3 separate regions of the Mus musculus genome follow, and all the other regions are linked to region 3. A link is a loop called in an ENCODE intact Hi-C map of the cell type or tissue named here. Cell type or tissue: left cerebral cortex. All regions are shown on one strand. Region 1 has its middle 48 kb from the start of Plaat1. Region 2 has its middle 110 kb from the start of Mb21d2. Region 3 overlaps Plaat1 (phospholipase A and acyltransferase 1).

Evidence for each region. Hi-C counts contacts between places; a loop is a spot of excess contacts. Peaks named below come from ENCODE experiments on the same cell type or tissue, not always from the same donor. Only the 100,000 strongest peaks of a DNase experiment are listed, where the experiment ranks them.
Region 1: it touches region 3 in a loop (8-fold over the local background); 4 of 42 quality-filtered maps call a loop at or near these places.
Region 2: it touches region 3 in a loop (2.7-fold over the local background); 2 of 42 quality-filtered maps call a loop at or near these places.

Annotation. Positions count from the first base shown.
Region 1 is chr16:29,157,844-29,165,843 of GRCm38, reverse strand. No RefSeq gene overlaps it. Among named protein-coding and RNA genes, the nearest start is that of Plaat1, 48 kb to the left of the region's middle. In left cerebral cortex, no CTCF peak of the experiment used is centred here; DNase peaks (open chromatin) are centred at 2,724, 3,407 and 6,004; H3K27ac peaks cover 1,391 bases.
Region 2 is chr16:29,031,922-29,039,921 of GRCm38, reverse strand. No RefSeq gene overlaps it. Among named protein-coding and RNA genes, the nearest start is that of Mb21d2, 110 kb to the right of the region's middle. In left cerebral cortex, a CTCF peak has its summit at 6,362 (motif pointing right); a DNase peak (open chromatin) is centred at 4,209; H3K27ac peaks cover 524 bases.
Region 3 is chr16:29,212,557-29,220,556 of GRCm38, reverse strand. Plaat1 (phospholipase A and acyltransferase 1) reads right to left here. Exons shown (of 4, transcript NM_001357092.1): 2 at 2,807-2,945; 3 at 1-248. The coding sequence starts at 2,945. Among named protein-coding and RNA genes, the nearest start is that of Plaat1, 6.4 kb to the right of the region's middle. In left cerebral cortex, no CTCF peak of the experiment used is centred here; DNase peaks (open chromatin) are centred at 1,513, 2,251, 3,005 and 3,624; H3K27ac peaks cover 723 bases.

The sequences.
Region 1 (8,000 bases), 55 kb after region 3:
CATCTTATTTCCCCTTTGGGGAATTTATTTTGTTTTGTTGAAACAGGGTCTCAGCTATCCCAGGCTGACCTTGAACTTGTTGACCTTGAACTCCCGATGTTTTCTGCTTCTACCTCTCAAAGACTGGAAATGCAGACCTGAGCACAACCCCCCCCCCAAGGAATTTTTTAATATTGTTTTATGATCCTTATGTTCTGAGCAGTGAAGAGGGTTTGCTGTTCCTCCAAAGAACCGGAGTTCTGTTCCTAGCACCTGTTGCGTGACGTACAGCACGTAAGCCTCTAAGTCTAGTTACAGGAAATCCTGGTCCCTGCAGGCACTCACACAGGTGGCACACATATAGGCATGCATGCTCACAAGCACATGAACACACACACACACACACCCACGTGCACACACATACATTTTTAAGAAAAGATTCTTACACTGCCCTCTGGACCTAAGATGCACTGCGGCCAGGATCTCCTCATTACTTATAATCTGAAGCCATCCTTTCTTGAGTAGTCAGCTAGTAAATAGGCAATGAGAAGAGCACTTTTACACTCGGCTGTACAGCAGATTCCATTACAGAGCGAGGTTTATCCTGGGGCTTTAGTCATTGCTATGACTATATTTAAATATTTTTATTATCATTATTGTGTGCATGTGAACATTTATGGTGCCAACGCAGGTGTCAGAGGATGTCATTTGGAAGTCAATTCCTCTTTAATCAGGTCATCTGGCTTGCATTGAAAGTTTCTTTTGTTTTGTTTAATTCATTGAGCCATCACCCGCCCCCCAGGCCCGGTGAATCTACTTTTATTTGTCATCTACAGAGAAAATGGCCCTGTGTATATACTCTAAGGTCGATTTTATAGAAGATTCTGATGAATCTATTAAAATTAAATTTATGTGGTTATTATTTTTTAAGATTTATTTTCTATTTTTATTTGCATTGATGTTTTGCCTGCATATATCGGTATGGGGTACCAGGTCTTCTGGAACTGGAGTTACAGAAAGTTGTAAGCTGTCATGTGAGTGCTGGCAATTGAACCAGGTCCTCTGGAAGAGCAGCCACTGTTTTTAACCCCTGAGCCATCTCTTCAGCCCTCCTACTAAACAGTTTTTAAAGATAAGCTTCACTTAGACTTTGTTGTGCTTTACTCTTGACATTGGATACAGCTCGGGCTCAGAGAGAATACTGGCTATAGTCACAAAGTTCCTTAGAGAAAATGAAGAGACTGTGCTCGTCTCTTCTATTGGCCAATTTTGTTTCCTCTGTGTGTGTGTGTGTGCGTGCGTGCGTGCGTGCGTGCGTGCGTGCGTGTGTGTGTGTGTGCATGCTTGTCCATCCATGTCCACTCACTGCTGGGTATGGCCTCTTGGGGAGTCAGAACAAGGGGAGTTTGATTGAGCTTATCCCATGCTGTCGCAGGGGTGGGTGTCAGGCTTCAGCGCCTCTCTGAGACCCTGCTCTGGGATTAGGAAAGTGCAGTTTGAGATGTGGGAAAGCTGAACTGGTTCGAGAGTCCCTGGGCCTATGACGAGGCTGGGGTCATCTGGTTTTCAGAGTCTTGGACATCAAGTTGTTACCGGGAGTCGCAGAATTGCAGAGAACAGAATGGGGGCTCACAGGCTGGGAACAGTGTCTACCATGGCAGCTGAGGGAAAGTGCAGCTTCCAGCTTTTCCCAGCAGTGTCCTTAGCTTGGTGGAGGCAGGTTGCAGCTAGGAGCACAGAATGGGCTTCTATGGAAAAATTAAGCTATGGATCTGTAGAATGCCTTCTCCATGCCCCCCACCCCCCACCCCCGGCAGATCTTGATGAAGGAGACAGTCCATAGTTCTAAACAGTTTATTGGTTGTTCATGGTGGAAAATGGATATATAAAAATGTCCATATCCACTTATCAATGTGGGCCTGAAATTAAATACCTTCTGCCGGGAGGAATGTCTAGGAAGGAAAGCTTATTGGCTAAGTCGTCTGGGCCTCTAGGTACCTCAATAGCATGGAGAGCTCTGCTTTGGACCTATGTGACCATAGGTTTCTTTATGTGAGAAGTATGGAACGTATTCCAGGTCAGGAGTCTGTCAGGGAGCTGGGAGTTGCCTAAGCTTCAGGTATGTGCCCACTGCATCTCCAGGTCTCAGCCTGGAGACTCTACCAAACATTCTGGCATGGTTTTCTGTCCCACACATGCTGTCTGATTATGTATAATGTATGTGCACATTTCTGCATGTGAGCATATGTGTACATGAACGATGGTGCATGTGTGGGTCGGAGAGTGGACTCAAGTGGGGTTCCTCACCTGTCTTGGTTGAGACAGGGTCTCTGGTATTTAGGGCTTTATGTGTCAGCATTGCAGGCTTCTAAGCTTCCAGAACTTTCCTTTCTCTGCCTTTCCTCTTTCCACAGGAGCGCTGGGGCTCCAGATACTTCAACCACCACCAGCTTATTCTTCACATGGGTTCTAGAGATTCAAACTGGTGTCCATAGGTGCAGGGCAAACATTTTACCCACTGAGCCATCTCTCCCGTCTCTCTTTTTTTTCTTTACTGAATTAAGCTGTAGCACCGATAAGCATACGTGAGTTATGGCTTTTAGTCAGACTACCCAGAAAAATACTTTTAAGATTTTGACTTTGATTATTTTAAGCACTGGAAAATCCAACCCTTGGCAACATCCAGTATCGTGCAGAAGGAGGTTGTGCAATGACTGCGGAGAGCACAACGGGAATCCTTACTTCATCCCCTGGGCAGCCTAGGCCCGTCCTTCAAGCAGATGACTCTAAGTTTGGCCAATAAACAACCATCTCCAGCAACAAGAAAGTCATACAATGGCCATGCTAACAGGTGAGTGGGGCCATGTGGTCTTCCACCTTTGAGAGAGAACACATTTGTTGTCACAGGGCAGGAAGTTGAGGCCCAATTAAGGGCTTGGCAACCAAGCCTTGGAGACCTTGTGGCAGCAGTGGGAAAGGGGAGGGTGTGGCCTTGCGGTGACATGGCCGAGCAGAATTTTATTAACTCCACTAGTTTAGTAGTTGACAACTCCTCAGATGAGTGGGCTGCCAACAGTGCTTATGTGATTTCATAGGCCCTTGAAGGCTGCTTTATGTTACAGCCTGAGACTTTCGCCCTGGGCCTGGACCACTATTTAGTAGTTCACTTTTAACATCCATGGCTACAAACTTCACCCTCGAATCTTACCGCCTCTGACAGTTTCTGAATTTGTCACAGGACACTAACTCCTTCACCCCTCTCCCCCAGGCACCTTGCTTCTTTCCCCATAAATATCACCAAACTATCTTTGGGGCTGTGCATTTGAGATTTGGGTCGCCCACCTCCACTCTTGGCTGACTTGCAAACAAACCTTTTCTCTCTTGCAAACCTGGTTTCTGTGAGTGGTGCACTGTGCACCAGACAAAGCCAGCCTTTGGTCTGTGGCACTGTGGCAGACAGTGCTGGGAAGCAAAGAGAACTAGCAATCTCCCTGCCTTCTTCAGAGGCGTGATATTACATAACCCAGTTGCCTTCCATACTCCCAAGTACACAGTCTCTCTTAAGAAGAGAAACATAAGGAAGGGAGAGTCAAGTAGAGCATTTTTTTTTTTTTTTGCCTGAAAGTAGAAAATTAACTGGAAGACTATTTAAATCATTGCCTAGAATGTGGTTTTAAAACTTTGACATATTCTCAAGCACACAGTAGCACTTTGTGTGCAGAATAAAACCCATGTGCATTCAGGACCGTTGAGAATCTCTCGCTGAAATGGCATCTTTTTAACCACAAGTAATTCCATGTGTCATATTGCAAAAGAGAACAAGGAAAAGAAAATTAATAACTATAACTATTAAAATGGAGGGAATGATTGTTCGCAACGTGCTAACATTTTACTCTTGTGGTCCCCTGAAATGTCACTAATTGTCACAACAGTGTCCTGCAGAGCGAAAGCACAGCATTCAGAACCACACGGTGTGTGCTGTTTTATCATTTCATTTGGAACACGCTCGTGGCCTTAATTATTCTCAAGATTACACTGTAGTCATTTTGTAGAATATGCCTCTGTTTAGATTCCTGTGTTGTTGGTTTTTCAATTAGACTTGAGGTACTCTTCTCTGGCAGAAAAAACCTGCAGAGGCAATGCCATAAGCCTCTCACCTGCCTCTGAGCTGACGCCACACTATTTTCAATCTGATGCATTACCTCTGATGTCCACATCGATCATTTGATTAAAATCTGCTGTGCTTATACATTGTAGGGTTACAGTTTTCCTTTAAAAATCATTTTATTATTTGATATGTATGGGTGTTCTGTCTTTCTGTCTGTGCACCGTGCGCCTGGTACGCTGGGTAGCCAGAAGACTTCAGATCTTCTGGAACTGAAGTTACAGATGTCTGGGTGCTAGGAACCAAGCCCAGAACTTCTGGAAAGACAAGAGCTCTTGACCCCTGATCCATCTCTCCAACTCTCTCTCTCTAGTAAAACGAATTTGTGGTCTGGGTTCTGAAACTATGAACACATGTTGGTTTTCCATATAATTCTGTTATATCAATTGATTCTTTTCAGACATTTTTTCCACAAACCTTTTTTTATTTTTGTCATTACATATTTTGATTCTTTCTACCTTTTTGATGGCCAGTCTTCAGACACTACCTCCATTTCCTAAAAACATTAGGTGCCTCAAGGCTGTGACCTACCTTGTCCAGCTGATGCCACCCAGTAGTTTCAGAAGTAAATGGTTCAGAGAGGAAAGAGGGGAAGAAACAAAGCTGACAAAGTTCAAAGCTTTGACAACCAAGCTGATCTCTGCCTTTGCTCTCCTACCCACTGTGTCAGCCTTCATAGGAAAAAAAATACTGACCCTCAGCTGATGTTAATGTAGGCAGTAGCAAGAAGGAACTTGGAAGTTTGTTCCACCATTGCTGTCCAGAAGTTGCAGTAAATATGTCCCCAGCAACCAGAGGTTTTGTGGGTTCTCTGTGACAGTTATTCCTTTGTCCCCTTTTCTTTATCCCCTTGCCCTATGTAGTAACAAACCTATCTGTAGGGAGCCATTCTGGACTTCCTGGTCAGCAGGATGGAAATCTGCTCCAGGCAGTAGACAAGCCCATATTTGGTGGATGGCTCCCCCTTAATCCTTGATTGGCTGAGCAAGCCTGCCTGGTGAGGTGATGTGACCTGTGGTGATTGGGGGGGGGGGGGGGCGTGGTTGTGGCTGGAGTGAAAAACACTTGTAACCAGAGAGGCTGGGGGATTTGAAAGTAGCTGCCTGAGTAAACTGCTTAAAGAAGAACTGGTGGTGGTTGCATATTTCTTGCTGGTCGAGTGGGATGCGACACCTATCAACTAGAGCAGTGACAAAAATCTGTGTCAAGGCCTTTGAAGATGGAAAATGTAGTGGAATTTTAAGACTTTTCTATAGTTGGCTCTGGGAGTGGGTACAAGAGGAACCATAGACAAGTAGAGAGACTATGGAAAGGCTGACGAACCTCAGTTTCTGACATCTGGGGAAAAGGGAAAGATAGAGGAATACCTGGGTGATCTCACAGCTTAAGAAGCAGTCACTTGGCATCTTCTCCACAGAGGTTCACACTGTCCCTGAAAGGTGACAATACTTGACCCTTTCTCCTTTCAAAGATACTACTGTTTCTACATAAAAGCATAACTTGAGTATCATAAAAGTGTGGCTTTGTTTCATCTTTGGGACATGATTTTCCAGGTTTTACATTTCTGATTTGTTGTAATTTTTTACTAACTATGTACTTTGCAGTAATAGAAAATTATAAATCTGAAAGAAATGTGTCAATAGTAAAATTATGGATAAAGAACCAGATATTTTATTTGGCTATTGTGCCACCCTATTCCATACTGGGGTGTAGTGCTGCTTTCTGTAAATGAGGAAATCTTGGATGAGTTACTAGGGAGATGTTTTATTTAGGCATGCAGTTCAGCATCTGCTGTTAGATGATGATGACATTTCTACAACATGGCACAGGTCCCTGTACCTCTTCCTAGCTTTCCTTACAGACACAGTCCTGATCTGACTCATGTGGCACAGGGTAGGGCAAGAGAGGTGGGTTTCAGCTCTTCCTTGAACATGAAAGTATAATGTTAACCCACACAAATCCTATTTTATCACTTTGTCTTGGGAAAGAGATGAAATGACCTGTAAATAGTAAAACTCCTCCAGTTTGCTATTCTAGGAGCTACACAACAAGTGAAATATTTTTCTCAAGGCCATTAGTAAATGAGCAGGAAGAGTTCCCTTCCAGCTTCCTTACCAAATTTCATCTACTAAGCCATGGAACTCTGTGTAAATGAGTTTCTAAAACTGAGGTAATTGGGGTTTATTAAATTACAAGGTAATATTAAATTAAGAAATTCAGAGCCAGAACTGGCCATCTTTAGTAACCTGCCAAGGATCCCAGTGTGGAACCAGGACACCAATTGAGCCATAAAACCTTTGACCTCTACCTTCTCTGCCGGCAAGATGTCCTGGGGCAATGTTTGTAGCCAGTCTTTGCTACTTTCTGAGTTCTTCTTTCTCTCATTCTCTTTCTATCCTTTCAAACCCCTAGTACTAGATAGGAGAGAAAAGAGGATAGAAAGGAGAGGAAAGAGATGCCTGTATAAAGTCAGAGATCAGAAGCGGGGCAATGTTATTGTTAGATTACTTCCTGCTGATTATGGGCACTGAACTCCTTGGGGCAAGTTTGATGTTCACGATCAGGATATCAGATTTCTTCCTTTTGTTGTTTCTTCTTTGCTTACCAAAATACAATCAACTACAACCAATAGCAATCAAGAACAACCAAAAAACAACCAACCAACCAACATCCAAGGAACAACTCACCCTGCCTCTTGGTGAGAGGCGTTGTTACATTTATATACCCTCTTAAGGTCTCCAGAATTACAATTGTCACACAATCATAGAATCTACAGCTGGCAAAATCATGCCCCTGCCATAGCACTAGGCAAAGCATAGTCTGCTGCCGTGAACAGTCTGAAGTAGCCTCAAATCCCACATCGGGGATCAAAATAAAAACATACGCTCATAACATTTCTGTGTTTTACAAAGAAACCAAAACTCCAAAACTGTCACTACAAATGGTGTCTCAGAGTTTGTGAGAGTAGCCATCCAATAACTGTTCTAACTTGAAGCCCAAGCCATGAGAGGGAGCCCAGGCCCAAATAATGCCTGGAGTCTAGAAACCAGAAGCTGGGTGACTCAGATGATTAGAGTAGAACCAAACAAAACTGACCAAAATAAAAAGTCAATGAAATGATTCCTAGGAATATTCTGCTACACGCATACATAGATGCCCAGCCCAATCAACATCAGAGAGGCGTCCTCCAGCAGCTGATGGGAATAGATGCAGAGACCCACACCCAAATATTAGATGGCACTCAAGGAACCCTACAAAACAAGGAGAGGAAAGGTTTTAGGAGCCAGAGGGGTCTAGGACACTGGAAGAACAAATCAACCCACAGAATCAAGTAAGCAAGGCTCATAGAGGCTCACAGAGACTGAAGCAGCAATCATCTGCATAAGTCTGAGCTAGGTCCTCTGCATATATGCTGTAGTTGTTCAGCTTGGGGTGTTTGTAACACTTCTCTAAGAGCTGTAGAAGGGGTGTTTCTGACTCTTATACTTGTTCTTGGGACCCTTTTCCACCTATTGGATTGCCTTGTCTAGCCTTGATGTGAGGATTTGTGCCTAGTCTTTTTGCATCTTCTTTTGCCATGTTTGGTTGAGAGCACTGAGAGCCTGTTCATTTCTGGAGTGGTACAGAGGAACAGTGGATCTGGGGAAGAGAAGAGATAGGAGGAAGACTGGGAGGAGTGGAGGGAGGTATTGTATGAGAGAAGAATAAATTTCTAAAAAGGAAGAAAATATATATTAATGCATCATTATTTATTTGTTCGATCAACACTTTCTAGAAATGATTTCTTACTTGCTAAACATTGTTTAGCCGGTGAGGATGATAGTCGCATTAATGCTCTGCCCTAGAGGGAGAATGA
Region 2 (8,000 bases), 180 kb after region 3:
ATGTTGGAAGTTGATGTTTCGTAATCACGCAGCTAATTTCTCACAATGACAATAATTGTTGTGCATCTGTATGCTCCCATACAAAGCATTTCGATGCACATGCCTTCCTTTCTGTATTGCAGGGGTAAGCATTTGTTTCAGCTACAATCACATTCTGCTCTTAATGTAAACACCAGCATTCCATCAGCCTCACAAATCCACATACACCAGCACTTCAGAAAGCATCGGCATCTTTCTCTCCATTCCTCCGGGGAATTCATTTTCACATTGGCAATTTGGTCTATATTTTTAGAATTAAATGTACACTTCTCTCACACTGGAGTGAGAAGGAGCTTGCTCGTTTATCATTAAGCAGGCTGTCTGTCTCTTCAGACTTAAAAAAAGAAAAAGGCTGCTGTCCAACTCAACTTCTTTATAAAAGTCTTCCAAAATTTAGACCAAAGAATAATTACTTTGTTTCTGTCCATGACAGTGTGTATCAGCCTCTGTGTGTGTGTGGGGGGGGGGGGGTGTTTTAGGGGATGGAACAAGTAAAGAAAGAATTATATAGATCCTGCTGTCAAGTGGCCAATCTAGTTCTCTTGCTCTTGGTTCTATTGTGATTACAGTGTCTGTGGTCAACAATAAGATGTTAATGTCTAGCACAGGGTGAACGGTCAATGATCAGGACAAGTAGCAGCAGGGGAAACGGTCGGGGCCACTTGCATCTTTTCTTCTTCTTAGTTCAGCTTTGAACATTTGAGCCTAAAGCTCTTTATCAAAAAACCATGTCACCCAGACTGTGACTTGCTCTGATAGTAGCTTCTCACACGTGGAGGACACTGGGAGTGCCTCCCTGACCCATGATGGAATTTTGTCTGGGTGGATCGTCTGCAGCTCCTATACGGGTAACTAAGCTTCAGTAAGGTTCATATGAGCAATGGCCATGGCATACACAAAAGACAACGTTGTATGTCTCTCCTTTTAAATTACGTCCCTCAGCTTTTAAATTACGTCCCCCCTCTGCTGCAATTGTCCCTGAGACTTGGGTGGGGAAAGGTTGATCAGATAACCAGACTATGAATGAATACTCTGAGTCACTTATGCTCAGCATGCGGTCTACTTGTGAATCTCTGCATTAACCACTACCGAGTGCAAAAGAAAAAGAAGCAACGCTTCTCTAACCAGAGTTGAAAACATCATAGATCTATTGTCTCAAACATAATAGAAGGCAACTGGGCAATATGACTGTCTAGCAAAACAACAGTTTTCCTCTCTATAGCCTATAATTTCCTCATACATGGGAACATACATACATACATACATACATACTCCTGCAATCTAGTGCACATGCACACACACACACACACACATTGTACATAGGTCGTGTGTTTATAATAACAGGCATGGAATCCCTCCAGTTGAATTAGCCTCAAACCCAATCAGAAAGCAGTAGGTTACCCCCATAACCATTATATCACTACTATACCAAAGGTCATATCTTGCCTGGAAGATCGTATCACATCACATAGGGTCTAGCACTGGGTAAGACCATTGACGTCTTTTCCCCACCGTAGCCGATATAGCACCTTTCAGCACTATGGAAGCTAACTAGAAGTAGAGGGTTTTCTCATCAGGTTGGCAGTGACCTATCTGCATGCAGCAACCAAACTTTATGGTGTCTTTAAGAATAGGGATTTACCATCTAGTTTGGTTGGCAACCAAGGATGATGGCAGTACCAGTTGTTGTTTTGAGTGCCCCCGGGCCTGTCTAAATTCATAACTCATGAGGAGGCATCCAGTGCACAACACAGAGAGTTTCATTTATTAAATGTGGGTTATTAACCCACATCTCCTAGAAGCAGACACTGTTCACCCATACAGGATACCTCTGTTCTTCCTCCTTTTTTTATTACATTTTTGATTAGCTTATAAAATAGCGGGTTTCCAATGGCTTCTTCATATATTCTTAATTTTGATTAACTTAGCATTCCTTTCTCCTATCCTCTTGCACCTATCCCAGCTTAGAATTTTAGTGCTCTGGGGACTGTTTTATACATTGTTTTAACTTCCTTAAACATGTAGAAATGGAACTATCATGCAGTCAACCTAAACTGCTACTGAGTGCCCCCCATGGTGATGCAGTCAGTATGTCAAAAAGACACTAATATGGACACCTTGATTATCATAGCACTAGTCATATAGCCAACAGACAGAATCAGGTACGGGTCCATAAAGGGATGGCTGCATCAAGAGGTTTTTCTGCTTATGCATTAAGGATTATTCTCTAGCTATAAATAAGAATAGAATTGTATAGGATAGTATGTTACATGAAATAAACTAAGCACAAAAACAATTACCTCACGTTCTCACTCATATGTGGAAACTGAAAAAGTTGGTGTCATGCAGGGCTGGGGTGAAAGCTCAGTTGTCAAATCCCTTGCTGTACTATGAGAGAGACCTGCGTTCCACCAACAAAACCTATGCTAAAAAGCCAGGCATGGTTGAATGTATTTGAATTCCTAGCAGTAGGGGAGGTGGGAACAGAGACAGACTGATCCCTGGAGTGCTCTAACCTAACCCACAAATTTAGCCAATGAGAGACCCTGTCTCAGAATCAAGGTATCTTCAGAAGAATGATACCTGAGGCTGACCATTGTCTTTATATGCACACACATACACATACATACATGCACACATTCACACACACATACATATACATGTACACAGAGAGACACACACAGACACACGCACATACATACACATACATGCATATGCATGCAGACACACACACACATACATACACACACACATACACACACAAACACATGCCATATGTGTGCAGACACACACACACATACATACACACACACATACACACACAAACACATGCCATATGTATGAAGTAAAGGATAGGATAGTGGCCATCTTTAATATAGGAAGGAGACGAATAAGCCAACGCAAACTGGTTGTATAACATGTATCAGAATATAATTACATAAGAGTACAGGTGCTCATATTCTACAGCACTAGATAGGATGGATAGGGTGAGCACAGTTCACAGCAATTTAGGACTTCTTTTAAAAAGAGCTACAAGAGAGGAACTCAAAGTCTCTAACAAATAAATGATAAAGGAGAAAAAATGCTAACTGCCTGATTCAATCATTACACATTATATATATATATATATATATATATATATATAGAGAGAGAGAGAGAGAGAGAGAGAGAATTATCATACTCTACCTCTTAAGTATGCAAAATTATTATGTTAATGAAATATCTTAATGAAGATACAACATAAAATACTAATACAAATTAAAATGAAAAACTTTATGAGTCCCTTGAGTAGAGAAAGCTATATATTTTTCTACAACTACTTTACTTTTAATTTTTTAAGTTTATTCATTTTATGTCTATGAGGGTTTTGACTTGTGTATTTCCATGAACCACGTGCGTAAGTGGTGCTTACAAAAGCCAGAATTAGATAACAGATCTGGACTTGGAGTCAGATACCTGTGAAATGCATGTAGGTACTGGGAATTGAACCCAGGTTCTCTGGAAGAGTAGTCAGTGCTCTTAATCACTGAGCCATCTCTCTATCCCTAACACCTATTAATATTATTAAGCTGTTTAGAACAGCTGTTCTCAACTTGTGGGTCTTTAGTCCTTTTTTGGGGGGGTTAAATGATCCTTTCACAAGAGTTACCTAAAACCATCAGAAAATACACATATTTACATTACAATTCATAACAGTAGCAAAATTACAGTTATGAAGTAACAACAAAAACAATTTTATGGTTGTAGGTCACCACAAAGGGTTGCAACATCATGAAGGTGAAGAACCACTGTTTTAGAAAGTGCTGTGTTACCTGGGTGTGGTTGTGCACACGCTTAACCCTAGCACTCATGAGGCAGAGGCTCTGTGAGTTTAAAGCCCAGGCTACAGAGTGAGATCTTGTCTCCAAAGGGAAGAAACAGAAGCAAGGGAGGAAGGGAAGGAAGGAGGGAAGGAGGGAAGGACGAAGGAAGGGAATATGAAGTAAGACATAGATCCTTTTCCCCAAGGAACTTAGGATCTAGGGCTGAAGATTATATAAATGAAAAGAAGTCACATTACAAAGGAAGTACAGATGGGTTTTCTGTGGTAAGGAGCTGACTTCCAGCTGGGAAGAACAGAGAATAGCTCCGAGCACAGGCCTCATTCTACCTGATATAGAAATGTGAAAATGAAGCTCAATGCCAGCAAGCAAGCACGGACACCCACATGCAGCCACACACTCTAGGAGAGTTCTCAAACCACCACCATTCAAGGACGGGTAGGAACCATGTGTCTTTAACAGGCTGTATTATTTCTCTGACCTTGTCTCCTATAAAGTAAAGGGAGTGGAGTATGTGTAAGGCTTGCCGGTGAACTTGTCAGCCATTGGTCACCCCCTTGTCTTCAGCTCTGGTAAACTCTACAGGCAAAGAGTTAGCATGTGATTTCCAAAGAACGCTGTTCTATATAAATAGACATTGAATCCATGTACAATTAAGCATCCGCTAATAAAACTATGCCAATTATATTCTCGGGCAAGTACAAATGAAGTAGCATTAAGTGAAACTCTAAGCTAAGAATTATTACATACACACTGTAATTCTCATCGTGGTTAGATGGAGAAAGACTCAAATGAAACAAATAGCTGTTTTAAGCACAATGGTTAAAGGTATAATTTCTTGTGAAGTCAATTTAACAATAAATTCTTTTTCTAATGGAAATGCCATTGTATTTCCATCTCATTTAGAGTAAGCATCCAAACCGAGCAGAGAATAAAGATTCCTCCCATGTGATCTCATCTCCCCCCTGCGGGGGATGGGGGCAACCAGTTCATGCAGATTGTTAGAATACGTTCAGATTTTTAATGCATATACTGTTGGTGGGTAGTTAAACATTTTTCTCCATAAGTGGAGCCATGTTCTTTATCCAGTTCTATAATCATAGTTTTGTTTTTAATGTGACTAGCTTGTTACAGTGGAATAAACAGCATATTCTTACAAAACCTTCAAACAGGGAATAACAAATTCAGAGTCAATGTTAAAGTCGAAATGCAGATGCAACAGAGAATTTTCTTAATTGCTATCAAGGTTCCAAGCAGGTGGTGCCCTGTGCAGCAGCCTAGCCACAAGGACTTGTCCTCCAAGCTTGGGAGAGAGGTCAGTGAGGGAACTCTGACTAGGTTGGGGGGAGGGGACCATTCCTTCAGCCCCATCTGTCATTTTGCGCCTAACCTGTCAAGACAAGGCCCAGTGGAGTTCTCTATAATGAGAGAGGAGGGAAGGTGCCGCTTTTTAAATTAATCAGATGTGGCACCCACCGAGTCCATAAGTGAGGCGCACAAAGGTGGCGCGCATAAACCGCCAGAGCCACAGCAGCCCCCACAGACTTGCCTCCGATGCTCTGCTTTCCCGGGCCCACTGCAATCCCGCCTCACCAGGTCTCCCTGCCCGTGTGCCTTCCCTCCCGAGGGAAGCATCTCAGAGAGAGGAGGTTATTGTCTCATTATCTTTGTGTCGTTCTAGCCAACAGGACTGTGGTTTTCCTGTGGTCACATGGCAGGCAGTGCTGATCCATTAGAGCTAGGCGGGCTGGGAAGGAGGGGAAAAGCCAGCTTGCTCTGCTCTCCAACTGCTCTATTAATGAAGTACCGTGAGATGGGAGTGGGGCAACAGGTGATGCTCTCTTAGAGATCAGAGCCTGAGGGATAGATGGAGGATGCCAACCTTGAGTCACAGCATCTGACAAATGCTCTACAGAAATACTTGCTGGCATAGGCCCCTAGGTTTGGAAGCCTGTGTACACTGTTCGCTGTAGGTATGCCATGGTGAGGCTCCTGTGTGCATGACACTTGTGATGCGGTGTGATAATGGAAAACTAAGCAAAGCCCCTTAGGTTATAGAGCCTGAACTTCTTCAGTAGATGCTGATGTGATCTGGCAAGATCCTCTCCCATTTCTTTCACAATTCCATCATATTTCTTCCTTGACTCTAGCAGGACTTTTGACTTTCAATCTGTGGCTCTCACACTGTAGGTGGTGACCCCTTTACAATTCATAACAGTACCAAAATTACTGTGGTAAGTTGCAACCAAATGGTTTTATGGTTGGGGTTGGGAGGTCACGACAACATGAAGAACTGTGTTAAAGGATTAAACATTAGGAAGGTTGAGAACCATTCCCCGCTGCTTTAAATGTTTGTGTATCTGTAACTCTTTTCAGACTAACTTTGTTTCCCTGTGGAGATGGCTGCAGATGCAGAGTTTACGTCCTTCTGGGGATAGTCTTTGTCCAGTGACAGACTGATTAAGCCTTATGAAGTCCTGGTGACTCCGCCTCAAGGGGGAGCAATTTAATAGTTATTTTATACTTCCAAATATCCTGTGGAATCAGGCTGAAGTTGATATCTCCCCAGAACGCCTTGGCTTCCTTCTTCCTTGCCCTCGTCCTGTTTCTCTCCACTCCATCCAGTGTTCTTCTGGGAGCACTTGAATAACTCACACACATGCTGGTCTCAGCTTCTAATTCTAGGAAACCTTCCCTGGGACAACGTCACACAGAATGACAGAGGCAGAGGCAGCAGTCTCTGCCAGTGAACCTCTGTAAAGTGCACATGATCACAGCCTAGGAGTGAGCAAGATGGTCCCTAGCAAGCTGGAGGTGCAATTAGAGTCAAAAGAAGAATATGAAGCAGATGAATGAATATAGGACATGGAAGAAGGAAAGGGAAGAAAGTTTGGTTTAAAAAAGGGGGGGGGGGAGAAACCCATTCTCTGTACAGCCCTAGATGCCCTGGAACTAGCTCTGTAGCCCAGGCTGGCCTTGAACTCAGAGATCCACTCGCCTCCGCCTCTGCCTCCGCCTCTGCTTCACTCTCCAGCACACATGCATTTCAACTTCTAACGTCGTTTCTGATTTTAAAGGCATGTGCCACCACCACTCGGTCCTGGAAAACGTTCTAAGCAAGAATGAAAGCCACTAGTTTCTTACTCGGACTCTATAAGAGCTTGGAGCTACTGAGGAATTGCATTCTAAACATCACAATCTGATGGATCTTTGCCCACCACGGAGACACTGAAGGTTTGACAGCAGAGTAACATGATGGGAACAGTACCACTGGAAGGCCTGTATGGCAAAAGCCTGTAGACGATCCTATGGAATGTGCAACAGGGACACAGCCACGTTAAGGAGCTGACACATTAATTAATGGATGAAAGAGCTGACACAGCACAGGGGCAAACAGCTGTATTAAAGAGGAGTCCTTCTCTGGAGTCATCGATCGTTGCCATGGCCACCCACCCTTGTCCTACCTTCCTTTTTATAATGTAACCAGAAAATTAAACTCTGGTTTAAGGAGGTCTAACCTCAGTTCTTCACTATTTGACAACAGAAGTGCTCAATAATGCATTTATAGAAAACTAAAAGGTAAAACCCACTCATCTAATGCATTTATCTGCAGGTTTCCTCCTGGGTAGCATGTGGCCTTTAGTTTTGATGAATCCACATGTGTTGTCTCTGAAACCTGTGATTTCCTCCCCTCAAATATCTTGGTGTCACTGCGGCTGCACTGTCCTGCTGATGCTGATTATGCCACGCTGTGCCAGAGGCACTACATGAGCCAAGCCACTAACTACTGAGACCCGACACAAAGGTCCACAGGCATCACTAAACTGCAGGCAGAGCAAATAGGTCTCACACTGCTAATTCTGGTCAATTACTGCGTAGAATTCTAAGGCTGCATGAGGGTTGGGAGGAAACGCTATAAGCAATTAATTATATTTGCTATAGGTACAAGAGTGAAGAATGATAGTATGTCAGGGATTTACCCTTTGTTCTAGAGGACCTTTTCTCTTTTTTGGCTACATATATTGCTTTACAGATGAGAATATAGAAGTCTAGGGACAGCCTTACCCAGATTTACACAAATATGACAGGGACAGTGCTTCTTCCAGGCAGATTTTCAGTAGAAAGAAGCTAGCCAAAGTG
Region 3 (8,000 bases):
TCCATAGCGCAGCAAGGTTACAAAATGCTCACAGTTGTTGACCAGCAAGTCATAGGCTACTTCCTGCCCAATAGCGAACTCTGACCGTTGTATCACCTCCTCCACAGGAAGAGGAGGGTATGTTGTGTCGTACTTGTTATTTATTCTGTATGTGTCATTTCCCACAACATCCTTCAAAAGCTGCATTTTCACCAAGGCCTTTGTGCTGAACACGGACTTAGCACTTGTAAATGATGAGCGAATGCCATCTGTAATGAGAACGTTGGTTGGTGGGGCTTAGCGATCTGGTCCACAGAGTACCAATGCCATCTAGGAATGAATGCTAGAGATGCTGGGGGAACTTCAATTACTCTCTTCTCCTTAGGCAGTAAACTAAAAGTGCTTGATCTCAACCACACACTGTGTTCTCAATTACATATGAGAAAAAATACAAGTTGCATGGAATTCTCTGCCTGTTCTTGGGAAGTAAGGCCTTTAATGATTGGTATTATGAGAGATTTTTTTTTGCATACATTTCTAACAAAGTAGGATTAAGATTATTGACCAATTATTCTATTGTGCCTGTTCCTTCTTAGCATCTGAACTCTTCCAAATGGATATCTTAGGGGTTAGGAGTGCTGTGTTCTGATTCTACCACCTCTCTGTACTTCTTCCTTCTTCATACACTTGCTCTTCCCTGGGCTTTAACGGAAGCCCACATTTCCTGCTGGAAGATCCTGTCTTCTTTCTGTCATTTCCTCTGGCCAGCAAACTAATGTCACAAACCTGAAGCTAACTTCAGTAGGCAGAACACAGATAGTGCCCCATTCTATGTTTTCCCTGCCTGAAGAATCCTTCAGTCTCTTCGCCTGAGATACCTCTACTGATAATCACAGCCTAGATGGCCAGGACCCTTTGTATCTGGGCCCATGATGCCAGTACCATGACTCCTTGTGGCTTGGCATATTCTGGGACCTGCTCTCTCTCCACATGTGCCTACCTTCTATGCATATCATATTCCTGTAACTCCTAGGAGGAAGGAACTCTACATAAACTGCCATGTAAGTTTCTCTTTCAGTTTTGACTTAAATCAAAATCGTTTTCCATTCCTCTTCTATCTCAGTCTCTTCAACAGAGCAGCAACATTCATCAGTTTATATTATAGACACTGGAAGTACACAGGAACAGATGTTGTATACATTGATATATGTCACACTTCTTTTAAGTGAAGTTTTATGTCACATATTGCACTTTAGACATTTTAAAATATTACATTAAGACCATCTCCCAAATAGTTAAACATGTCTAAAAGTGTGCTTTTAAAATTGCTATTATAGTTGCTTTATCTTATTATAGTTCCACCATTGCCTATTTCTTCCTCAAACTGCCTGCCAGAGCCAATCACTGTATTACATCTTATTCTTCAGAAATGGAGTTGTGGCTCACAACGGGCCAATTTAGAGTCATTCTCCATGATTTCTAAACTCCAACACAGAGAGAGCAGATTAGCTCTTTCCTGTTGAGTCACTGAACTGTAAGAATGGTGCCTCAGCTTGTGAGCTGTCTCTGTTTCTTTCCACAGTCAAAGAATGACAGCAACAGGCAGGAGAAGGAAGACACATGTGAGTCTGAAGGTCCTGATGTGATGACATTCCTAACCCTGAGGCTGTCCAAGGCCAGCTCAAGCCTTTCTGATGTAAGTCATGGACCTGTCTTTTTGATTGTTTGCTTAAGCTAGTGTTAGCTTTATTTCTGTGATATACAACTCAAGGATTCTAACAGACACAGATACCTCATACCTACTTGCTAAGTCATAAAGTGCTTAACCAGCCCCCTGTTGAAAATTAAGCCATTGTCTCGTTTTCTTAAATTTCATTAGACATGAAATTTGTCTACATTTTTAAATGTTTCCCCAGACTCCTGGAAGTAAAATTAGATGCAGAGTATAAGAAATCTTTGAAAACACTTAACACATACTGTGAAAGTGGTTTTGTGAATGGCATTATCAGTTTCTATTTCCACCAACCATATCCTTGTACCCAGTTCCCCTGTCTCTGCCCACACTGCACACTATCATTCTATCCTTTGCTAAAGAGATGGGTGAGAGATCAGTCCGTGTCTCAATCTATAACGGTGGATATAAAGTTGAAATATCTGTTCTCTTCTTTTGTCAACTGTTTTTAGCTTCCCACTTCGAGGCTTGTGTTCTTAGCTTTTGCTGCCTCTCCTCTGAGGCACGAGTTTCCCAGGGACAATGGAACTAGTTTTCTCTCATCTTCTGATGCTGCTTCCTTGCAGAACTCTCCTAACTGTAACACACCCCTCAACCCCTTTGCCCACTCCTTTCTTCCTAGATCCAGGGCTTCACCAGCCACCTTCCTCAGTTGGATTTTCTACATCCTTCCTAGCACGTCTAATAATTTGTTCTTCTTTTCTCCCACTGTCTGTGAAAGTATAAGTACCATTGTGTAGATATCTATATAGCTGGGCAGCCGCAACACCCAGAGAGGCATTCATCACATACTACACAACCTACGAGTAGCTGCTGAATTAAGTAAAATCACCCACATGTGTGAGACATAAGGACACAGAGTCTAGTCATGTTTGGGGCCAATGCCTCCCTCAAGTCATCATTAGGAATTTTTTAGAGATTTTAATTTTAATGTCTGTGGAATCTTTTAAATGACGCTTTGGTCTTTGAATATCATTTTCTAAATTAGTAGGATTTAGTTTCTGTATTTTATCTACTTTATGATCTTATCTGTGATTGCTACTAAATACAAAACAAGTTAAAATCTCCCAGGGGGCCCCTGGAAACAAATCTTACCTATAGGTGCAATGTTGATCACGTAGCCATCACCCAAGTACAGTGCCCAGTGCTGATAGCAAGGACGGAACACTTCAATCAAGTCTCCTGGGTGTGGGTTGTGAGGATAGGTCAGACTGAAGCAATCATTTACCGCCATCTGTAAGGACAGGCATAAAGATGAGCTTGCTGTTCCAATTCACAGGATGAGAAGCTGAGCAAGGGTTGGTTCCACATTATCAGAGGGACAAAGAAATTACCGAGATGACCTCTGGTAACAACTCAGACTCACAGTGCTCTCTCTCTCTCTGTGTGTGTGTGTGTGTATGTATGTGTGTGTGTGTGTTAGCAGTAAGGGTAGGAGGGGAAGCTCCTGCAAATTTCTTTACAATGGTGCTTACAAAGCCTGTTCTTTAAATCTAGAATTTGTTTGTAGAACTTCCTTCTGTACAAATTTTCAGTAATAATTAAGTTTCAAAATATTCCTTGTTTAGAACAGGGAGGAGAAATACAGGGAAAGCAAATGTATGATTATCTTACTATGCAAATGTTCTAAAACAAAATAACAAAAAGTATCAGCCCACACTTGCTTCCATAGTGGGAAGTAGTCAGGGATCCAGAGTCTAAGATCAGAATTCTTTGAGACTGTGTGATGTGCAGTACAACCAAGAAACATAAGTGTGGGTGGATGCTGAACACTGTGAACAGTAAAACATGTAAAAAATATCTTGTACCATAAAACTCACTCTGCCACTTTATTTTAAGGAAAGACAGGCTACAAGCCAGATGGATATCAAGCCAGACATTCAGGTGCAATGCGGGCTCTGGAACATTTCTTCCAAGTTCAGAATGCGCTCTGTACTGCAGCATGTTTAAGACTCTGGCTTCCACCTGCTACATCTCTGATGTCTTTTGTCCCCGTAACCATGACAACCAGCCCCACCCCATCCCTTACTGTGATTCCAGAAACAGTGAAGCAGACAAGGTGCAAGATGGGGAAGCTCACTGCATTGGTGAATGTGACCTGGAATTTCCAAGGTGGCAACATTTTTCTCCTTCTCAATCAACACCCTTTAGAAAGCACATATGCTTCTGACAGCTGGTCTTGCAGAGGTTGCACTTTCTGTGTAGTCACAGAAATAGAGTAAGTCAGCAAGAGGGAGTCACATGCATCTCCTCAATCAGAGGAAGAATAAGGACTGTACACATGCTGAGTCTCTAGTTGACAATGATGTTCCTTACCATCGTGCTGTCTTGCAACTCTATAGACTCCCCATCATTGAAATACAAATGCTAGAAACTTCCGACTCACTCACATAATAGCATAGGCTAAAGACATGGGGATACAGTTTTCCTTACTTTCTTGGTACTATAGAAGTCTTTCTTAAAAACCAAGTATTAATACTGGAAGGGTGTTTCCCTGAATATTTGCATGCTGTCTGTCAAAAATCTTCATTCATCACACTGTCACAGAAACGCAGCCAAATGTAAGCTGTCCATCTGTTGAAAAATAACTACAAACCAATTATATAAACACATTAAGTCTACCCATCTTCCTAAATATGTTAGAGTCTTCCTTTATATGGATGTTCACATTTTGTTCACTAACAGAAAACCAAGCAACAACAGTTAAGACAGGCATAATAATGTAGGTTGAGTTGTTTATCTCAGAAAGCTATTGAAAGCATTTCTTGTAAATTACAAGCTGTTATGAATATCTTGAAAAATAATCTCTGAATACCTTGAAAAAAACTATTCAAGTGGATAATAAGATAGTATTGTTTTCTATAAATCTTTAGATTGGACCATGTTGTATGTGTGATTTGGTCCCTGCTGTGCCTTTGAGACAAGATGTATGACTTTATGGAATGGGTGGTCTCACTGTAAAGATTCAATAAGTAACACACTTCAGTCTCTGGCATGTAGTCTGAAACATGACCCACAAAGTGTAGGTGAATTAGCCACATAAAGCCTAGTATGGTTTATTTTAACAAATGGTAGGATGATAAGCATGCCTGGACAATAACTCCCAGAGCCTAAGCGAGACCTCCATGTTAACATGTAAGGGGAAGTGTGGCTTCTCACGCTGACCTTTTATGTATCCTAGCAAATTGCTCCAAAAGGGCTAACCCTTTCCTAACTGTGGCTTCTGGAATCCCAGAGCATCTAGAAGTATAGCTTAAATAACAGCCATCAAGTCCTAGTGCAAAGCCCTTGTTTCTTAGGATAAAGAAAAGTGAGCTCCAAAAATAATTTCAGCAAATAAGAGTCATATGTCATCTCACAACAGATTTTCAGCAATTGGAGCTAGAGTAATTTAGTATCTCCAGTGGGAAAATATCCAAATATCACTAGTAGACATGAGAGGGAGGGAGAGAGAGAGAGACAGACAGACAGACAGAGACAGAGACAGACAGACAGAGATACACACATACATACACACACATACATACACAATGCCTTCACACATATACATACATACACACAAAGAAACACACACATACATGTACACACACAAACACACATGAATATGGGTAAAATAGGGAAAAAAGCCTTAGTATTGAGTTGGCAGAGTACTTATATTTACTCTCAAAAATATGACTTTATTCCTAATAGTTTCAAATAATTCAGCCGACCTTCAGTGGGAGAATGGCAACAAGTACCAGCACTCTCTCAATGTTCAAGATAGCTGAATAGATGTGCTCAACACACACAAGGAGGGTGCAATAGCTCGGTGGTGAAGAGCACTTAATGCTCTTGCAAAGGACCTGGGTTTGGTTCTCTGAACATACATCAGGCAGCTCTCTGGAAGTCCAGTTCCAGAGCATCTTTGCCTCTTTGGTCTCTACAGGCACACAAACTCACATGGGTACATGCACAGAGGCACACTTTTTTTAACAAGTAAATTAGTAACTCTTTCTAAAAGTAAGAGTTTTTTTTTTTATTTTAAAAAACTAAGGGGGCTGCACAGAGTTGCATCAGCGGTTAAGAGTCCTCTTCCAGAGGACCAGGGTTCAATTCCCAGTACCCCATGGCAGTTACAACTGTCTGGAACTCCAGTACCAAGGGGCCCAACACCATCACAAAGACAAAATACAAATGAGCATAAAATAAATCTTTAAAAATAAATAGAATAAAAGGAAGTGCCCGGTATTCACTTCTCTTCTACAAAGAACAAGCAGAGTGATCTGCGCAGAGCTGTGTTAGAGGCCGACGGAGAAGAGAAAGCACTGGCGATCCTCCCAACAGAGACCGTAGCCCAGTAAAATTCAGAGACCTGGGACCATAGCTAGAGAAGCAAAATACCCCAGCATCTGCCACCCCAGCTCTACAATAGAAAGGAACCAGTCTTCCTTTAGGAGGAGTGAGCCGAAAGGGAGAGTTCCAGCAAGCATCATCCATGTGGATGGTGACAATCCTAGCTACTGGATAGTCAGCTCACAGCCCATTTAGATTAGTAACCTAAACTCTGCATAGTAGAGTAGAATTATGCAAAGTCTGGCTTTAGAAAAGGGTTCCTTCCCAGGGAAGGTTCAGGGTATGGTGACAAGCACCCATCTTGAGATCAAAAATCCCTGCATACCCAATCTCTTGTATTACACAAACACACCCTAGCATCAGCTCGGCAGACAGCTGACTTTTGAACCAACCAAGGCACAACAGGGTAACTGTGCCTAATATGCAGGATGTCCTGCTCTGTAAGGGTTTGGTGCTAGGAGATTGGAAGTATTGCCTCTGAATACCAGGAGACCAACACACTTGCTCCATGAGACCCAGAATATAGTTAACCACATGTGGACTAGGGCCAGTGTCAGGACTGACACATGGTTCCCACAGGCCTTTCCCCAAGACCTGTATTCAGGAGCCTGTTATGAATAAGGTATGGAGCAGGCCTCCATAATTATCAGACATACAGGGGGCTTTCTAGGAGGGCTCTGGGTAACTCCATGAGGCCAGCTCCTACCTCAGCTATACACAGTCAAACAGAACCTGCTGAGAGAAGTGTACTCATCTCTGACCCCGGACCCACTCGCTGGCAGGAACAGTCATTGAAGCAGTAAAGAGAAAAACTGGAATTCTTACTGCTGTCTGGCTGCCGCACGGTCCATTCTGAATTTAATGTCACTAGGACTGGGCAAAATTACCCCCATAGGAGTGCAGTGGGTCCCACTACAAGAGTCCTGGCCACCATAAATGGTACAGTAGGCCCCAGTCCTAGCCACCACAAGTAGAGGTCCTTGCCAGTAACAGAATAGTTGGATGGAAACATGGAACGGATAGGAGTAACCCTACACTGAGGACCCCATGCCCTCTGCTGTAAAACACCACACCCATCTGAACTGCCAGAGTATCTCCACTCTCACAGCACATGGAGAGTACGGGTCTGAGACTCTGCCAAACATATGAACAATAGCCATGGAAGTTATAGGAAAACTATACTGCAGAACTCACCTGGAATCAAAGTCACTATCACAGGACAAACGTCCCACTCCAAGACACATCTTCAGAAGAAAGAGACTTACTAAGGGCACCCCTTAAAAGTGGTAGAGACACTGACCCAGCAAATGCACAAATCTCAAAGTAGAAGCACAAGCAATAGGAAGAAGGGGTAATAGGATATTTCCCTAAAAGAACATAATAATTCTTTAGCAACAGGTTTCTAAGAAGTTAAAATGGATTAAAAAATATCTTAAAAAATGGTTATTAAAAAATCTCAATGAGATCCTTACGAATACAGATTAACAGCTAAATGAAGTTAGGCAGACACTGCAGGATAGAAATGAGAATTCAGCAGAGAGTCTCAGGCTGAAATCTTGGACATGAGGAGGTCACTGAATCCATTAGATTATCACCCCTGAAAACCTCAACAACTGGCTAGACTTGGTGGAAGAAACAGTATGTGAATTTGAAGACTCTCTCTCTCTCTCTCTCTCTCTCTCTCTCTGTGTGTGTGTGTGTGTGTGTGTGTGTGTGTGTGTGTGTGTGTCTGTGTCTGTGTGTGTGTGTGTGTGTGTGTGTGTCTGTGTGTGTGTGGGGGGGGGGGCAGAATAACAGAAAAGATTAATATTAAAGGCACAGGGAAATCCATTCAATGAGATAACTGCCGAGAATGTCCCTCAGATCTTGAGGAACATCCATCTCCAAACACTTATCTGAAACTCAATGCAAAGCGGGCCAAGGACCTGAATATCACACTAGAAGTCATAGAAGAAAA